Linked DNA regions of Homo sapiens: region 1 is linked to region 2. Evidence: chromatin loops called from intact Hi-C (ENCODE). Cell type or tissue: endothelial cell of umbilical vein. All regions are shown on one strand. Each heading gives the region's core, and the rest is flanking DNA. Links, peaks and the distances in the headings are about the cores only.

Region 1 (2,902 bases), core at 261-2,760, 130 kb before region 2:
CTGACGGTTCATCTCACCAGCTCTCTGCCATGACACCCCCAAGTCCCTGCTGCTTGAGTCGGGGCTCTGGGAGCCACTGCAGATGCTCCCCTCTCTCACGCATTATAAGAATTAAAGAAAGAAGAAGGAAACACAAAAAACAGCTGAACAGTTAAAGATAGGTTTATTTTGGAGACTAAACCTGAGAAGGGCTTCTGGCTGAGTTAGGTCAGAGGCACTCTCTTTTACCGACTAAGAGTTTTTAAGGATTCAGGGCGGTACAGCTTATCACAGGCTCAGAATGTTTCTGTGTCTCTTTGTCTTGCTTACCTGGGAGGGAGAGTTTTGTGTCTAATCCCATACGTCTTCCTGCAGCTGCAGGCATACCCCCTGAGTCTGCTTTTAGCTTCCCTATCTTAGTGTACCTAAAGGGGAAGGAATGTGTTTATTAGGGCCCACTGTTTTACTGGGGCCCATTGTATGAGTGTGAAGTTTGGTGGTTACCCAGGAGACTTTTCCCCCTCAGACATCCCTTTATGCCTGAGCTGTCTTATCTGTGTTTCACTGTCTGCTCTTTCCGGCTGCTTGTTGTCAGAAGATAAGTGATTTCCTTGAAATGCACGAGGCTAGAAAGGGAGCTGGAACTTAAAGTGGCAGTGTTAGTCTGAGATGATGGTGCTCCTGCTCTGTCATGCACCACCACCAACCCTGCAAAGTCCACTTTCTGAAAATGTCTCAAATTGCTTCTTTCTTCAATCACCAAGGTGACTTGTTTTGAGAGTCCCCAGCTAAACTGGGGCTTCAGTGCCAGAGTGGCTGATGACCCTGCCCTAATGGGAAATGAAGGAGAGCTGGACGTGGTGTCTACAGCGTACATTTCACAGGATCTTTCTCTTACGTGGAGGATGATCTAATGCCTGGTTGTCTGACCCATGACCATGGGTGCCTCACATGGGCAACTTGTTTAAGCTACAGATGCCCCTGTGGTTCTTTTCTGACCCGTGTTCACTTTATGCCTGCCTGACCATTTCCCTGGCACTGGAAGTCCACCCTTGTACCCTCCCAGGTGTCCTGGGGGGAAACCCAGCCTAGAGTAGCCACAGTTCTTCAGGTGGAGGGTGCAAGTTCAATGCACCATCAAGCTAGGAAATATGTTTAAAGATTTTTACTTATAAACTCCAGGCAATGAGGGTGTAATGAGTGGAGGGGGGGCAGTAATTAGTGGGGGGACCCAGTCCATCCCTGGGTCACCCGAGTCAGGAATGAGGAGTCAGGCAGAGTGAGAAAGAAAAGCACACGGCAACTGGCAGTACCTCTCAGGGAATCGGGTGTGGTTACTTTAAGTTCATGGGTAAATATCTGTGGTTCCCTTAAAGGTAGCAGCAGAAAAAGCAGGAAGGCAAGTCTGCTTTTACAGGAGAGATGCCGCTGGTTCTTTTATTTACCTATTGTTTTTTGTAGAGATGAGGTCCCTCTATATTACCCAGGCTGTCTTGAACTCCACTCAAGAGATCGACCCGCTCAGCCTCCCAAAGTGCTGGGGTTGGTTGAAGGGCATGAGTCACTGTGCCTGTCTAAGTTCTTATCTCTGGCCACCAGCTTGAGCCATTTGAGTGTGGTTTAGAACTGGAAGTTGTTAAGGATGACTGAGCCCCGCTTCTGGTATTTCAAAAGGACACTGAGGTCGCATGCAATTCTAAGAATTCACTACATTACTCTCTCCTTGAAGGCATGGTTCTTCCTTACCGAACAATCGCAACAGCTTTCTCTCTAGGCCCTTAGCCTGCAGTCTGGCCTTGGAGGGATCTATCTGACATGTATATATTATGGTGACCCTTTTCTGCATGAGAACCTTCCATGACTCCCTATTGTCCTTGGAGAAAGCTCAAGCCCATCATTGTTTCTGTCTTCCAGGACTACTTGAGTTAGTTGAGCGTCAGGAATGATGCAAATCTGTCTCTTTTACTTTTGTTTGAGAATGAATGCACACATGGAATGAATGAAGTGTTGCTGCTCTTACCTCACGTGGACCCTTTCATGCCTCTGGTGCTGATCTCTAGGAGACTGACCTCTGTGGGGGTCCCACGCCTGTGATTCATGGGGAACTGGCCAGGTGGCACCTGTTTCTCCAGTCACTTGTGCACAAGTCCAGGAGGCAGGACTTGGGGACTCCGGTCCTTCGTTGCTGCCTTACTTAGGGCAAGCCTCTTGCCTTGTCTGAGCAACATGCAGAAATGGAACTCAGTTTTCTTAAAGAGTTAATTACAATGGACTCATTGTGTGTCTGAAGTTCCCTTTACTGGGCTGGTCACCTCTTGTTCTCACCACAAGCTTCCTCTGCTGTCCCACACCTGTAGCTTTCCCTTCCCTTTCAGAGAGGTCTGCCCCTGGGTATGAGGCAGAGATGCCACTGCTGCTGACCCTGCATAGGCTGCGGGGACAGCAGCCCCCACTCAGGAGGCTCCAGAGCCCAAGGCTTAGTCTTTTCCTCACTCCAGGGCTCCTGGCTTAGGTTCTGGAACAGCTGCAGTTCCAGGAACCTGTGATGGTGCAGAAGGGCCTGTGTGTCCTCAGGCTGCAGAAATTTCCCTACTCCTGGACTTACTATGGAACCCTCCACCTGTGCTGGTTCCAGAAAGGGGTGGATGTAGACCACAATCCTCCAGTGACCAGGACAAATGCTTCATGGCAGGACCCAGGACCAATTCCTCCTGCCCAGGGACCTCAAGACCAGCAACTTCTCCCTGAGCATCAGAGGCACACACGGGGACTCTTTTTTTCTTTTCTTTTCTTTTTTTTTTTTTTTTTTTGGGATGGAGTCTCACTTTATCACCAGGCTGGAGTGCAGTTGCACAATCTTGGCTCACTGCAACCTCCGTCTCCCGGGTTCAAGAGATTCTCCTGCCTCAGCCTCCCAAGCAGC
Region 2 (2,902 bases), core at 269-2,768:
CCTTTCACCCTCTCCTGTGATGGACCTAGTGTTCTCTTTATTCCAGGGCTATTTTTATCTTCTTGGCTCTTCTTTTCCATCCACAGTAGGGGATCATTTCATGGGTAACTCATGTTTTGGGGAGCAAGAGTCCTGCTGTTCTGTAAATAACAGGAGAGTAAAAGAAAAGTTAACAGATGGGGGAAAATATCTGAAATGCACATATGTAACAGGTGTCAGATCACAGACAACTTAGGGGTTTGACATAAGGAGTTGAATCTTATTTTGGAAAACTAATGCTTGAAGTGAGTGTCATATCACACTCACACACCAGTAAGTCACTATTATATCTGACAATAAAGTGTTGCACTTGCAAAATTTTTCCTTCACTAGAAATTAGGGTGAATCCAAGTCTATCCTCTAGTGATATTTCACTCTTCTTGCCCTGCAACGTGTTATTCTGACTTGAAAAGGAAAGGACGGAGGCCCAGCTAAGAGCCCCTGAAATATACACGACCCCAATCCAGACAAAGCAAAGATGAATGACCTGAAAAGCCCCCAGGAGCGCATTTTCTTATGTGGACATCACATGCTTAATGTGCCTGGGTGGAAGTCATTTGGGAATAACGCTGTAAAGAGTGTGAATATTGCCGGGCGCGTTGGCTCACGCCTGTAATCCCAGCACTTCGAGAGGCCAAGGCGGGCGGATCACGAGGTCAGGAGATCGAGACCATCCTGGCCAACACGGTGAAACCCCATCTCTAGTAAGAAAAAAAAAATACAAAACATTAGCCGAGTGTGGTGGCGGGCACCTGTAGTCCCAGCTACTCGGGAGGCTGAGGCAGGAGAATGGCGTGAACCCGGGAGGCGGAGCTTGCAGTGAGCCGAGATCGCACCACTGCACTCCAGCCTGGCGACAGAGCGAGTCTCTGTCAAAAAAAAAAAAAGAGTGTGAATATTTTGAAGGGCTTTATATCTTGGGGAGGGTGGGTTTGGGATGAGAGAAGTGGAGTGACGATGGTGACTTCGTTTTTGCTTTAATGTGATTCCCCCGGAGGAGATCTTGTTCTAATGTGTGGCGAAAAGTAGCCTTTTTAGAGAGTACTGTCTGCAAACGTGTCCAGAGCCTGGGACTCGTTCCCTTGGGAGCCTCCCTTCTGCAGGACCATGGACAGCGCGGGCTCTGGGGCCCGAGGCTCCGCGGTGCCGCCTGCTCTGAAGGTGGAGCGCCCCCTGGGGGCGGCGTCCTGAACTGCAGCACAGCCCGAGGTGGGAGGAACCCAGGACCAGGTCCGGAGCTCAAAGGACACAAAGACGCTGGTCAGGGAAGGTCCAGATCGCCCTTCTTCCGACAAAACCTCCTGGGCTCCCTCGGGGTCTCAGCTGCAGCCACTCGTGGGCTCTCCATCCTCTCCAGGACCCTGGCCCTCGCCCCTCCCTCCTCAGGACGCGGTCCTCACGCCGCACCTGCGCCCCCCGGGGCGAGATCCTGCCCCGACCCCTGTCAGACACCCCCGCCTCTCCCTCCCCCACCTCCCACCGTCCCCGCCCTTCCTTCCAGCGCCCACTTGTGCCCTCGTGCAGCTCCGGGGTCTGGAGCCTGGGTGGGGCTTCCTAAACCCCTCCGTGTGGAATTATGGAGGAAGAGCAGGCGCCTAGCCCCTGCTGAATGAAGGAGAGGCGGGTGCGGGGGTGGGAGGCTGGTATTGAGGGAGCTGGTTTTGGAGGGAAGCAGCTCAGGGAAAACCCGAACCTTCTCAGGCCAGAAAACAGACTTGAGGCTGCCCAGAAACCAGTCCCGGGGCCCCAGGCAGCCTCTCCAGTCCTGTCTGACCAAGGCTGGGAGGGCGGCTTGGGTAGGAAGGGCTGGGAGCAAGTCGGGGCGTCGGGGGCTCTGGCCTCGCTGGAGAAGGGGACGTGGTGAGGAGGCCACAGAAACCACAGGAACTCAGAAAAGTGAAGAGGGGGGAATGGGAGGGGGCAGCGATGTGGAGAAACCCGCGGGAGGAGGAAGACGGTGCCGCTCTCCTGGCTCCTGTCGGCTGATCCCATGGGTGTGAAATGTTCAAAGGCAGAGGTGGGGCTGGGCCCAGGCTGGGGGCCCTAGAGATCATCAGCTCCTTAGGGACCCACCTCCACCAGGACCCAGGCACCTTTCCTCCCCTCACTCCTCCCTGGGAGAGGCCCTTTTCTGAGCTCTGTGGAGAGGAAGGTGTGATGTGTCCCACCACAAGAGCTCCCCTGCGGGAAGGAGGCTGGTGTCCTCAGAGAAGGCCCAGATTAGGTCACAGGGAAGCAGGGATCAAAGGGAAGGTGAAGCTGGGCTTGGTGGCTCACGCCTGTAATCCCAGCACTTTGAGAGGCCGAGGTGAGAGGGTCACCTGAGATCACGAGTTCGAAACCAGCCTGGCCAACACGGTGAAACCCTGTCTCTACTGAAAATACAAAAATAAGCTGGGCATGGTGGCAGGCGCCTGTAATCCCAGCTACTCGGGAGGCTGACGCAGAATCGTTTGAACCCGAGAGGCAGAGGTTGCAGTGAGCTGAGATCATGCCAGTGCACTCTAGCCTGGGTGACAGAGCACAACCCAGTCTCAAAAAAAAAAAAAGATAAAAATAAAATTAAAAATATGAAAATTAGCTAGGCGTGGTGGCAGGCGCCTGTAGTCCCAGCTACTCGTGAGCCTGCACCAAGAGAATCGCTTGAATCAGACAGGGAGCGGCTGCAGCGAGCCAAGATCATGCCACTGCACTCCAGCCTGGGCAACAGAGCAACACTCTCTCTCAAAAAAAAAAAAAAAAAAATGGGGAGAGGTGGATATTAGGGTCTGAATTGTGTCCCCCCTCCCCCCACCAAATTTCTGTGTTGAAGTCCCAACCTCCAGTACCTAAGAATGTGGCTGTACATGCAGACAGTCTTTAA

Evidence for each region. A loop is a pair of places that touch in the nucleus more often than their neighbours do. Peaks named below come from ENCODE experiments on the same cell type or tissue, not always from the same donor. Only the 100,000 strongest peaks of a DNase experiment are listed, where the experiment ranks them.
Region 1: it touches region 2 in a loop (6-fold over the local background); 5 of 110 quality-filtered maps call a loop at or near these places.

Annotation. Positions count from the first base shown.
Region 1 is chr19:51,545,569-51,548,470 of GRCh38, reverse strand. It overlaps the pseudogene SIGLEC28P. Among named protein-coding and RNA genes, the nearest start is that of SIGLEC6, 15 kb to the right of the region's middle. RefSeq lists an enhancer at 2,410-2,459. In endothelial cell of umbilical vein, for the core only: no CTCF peak of the experiment used is centred there; DNase peaks (open chromatin) are centred at 600 and 1,590; H3K27ac peaks cover 2,283 bases.
Region 2 is chr19:51,420,412-51,423,313 of GRCh38, reverse strand. No RefSeq gene overlaps it. Among named protein-coding and RNA genes, the nearest start is that of SIGLEC10, 4.2 kb to the right of the region's middle. In endothelial cell of umbilical vein, for the core only: a CTCF peak has its summit at 1,220 (motif pointing left); a DNase peak (open chromatin) is centred at 1,223.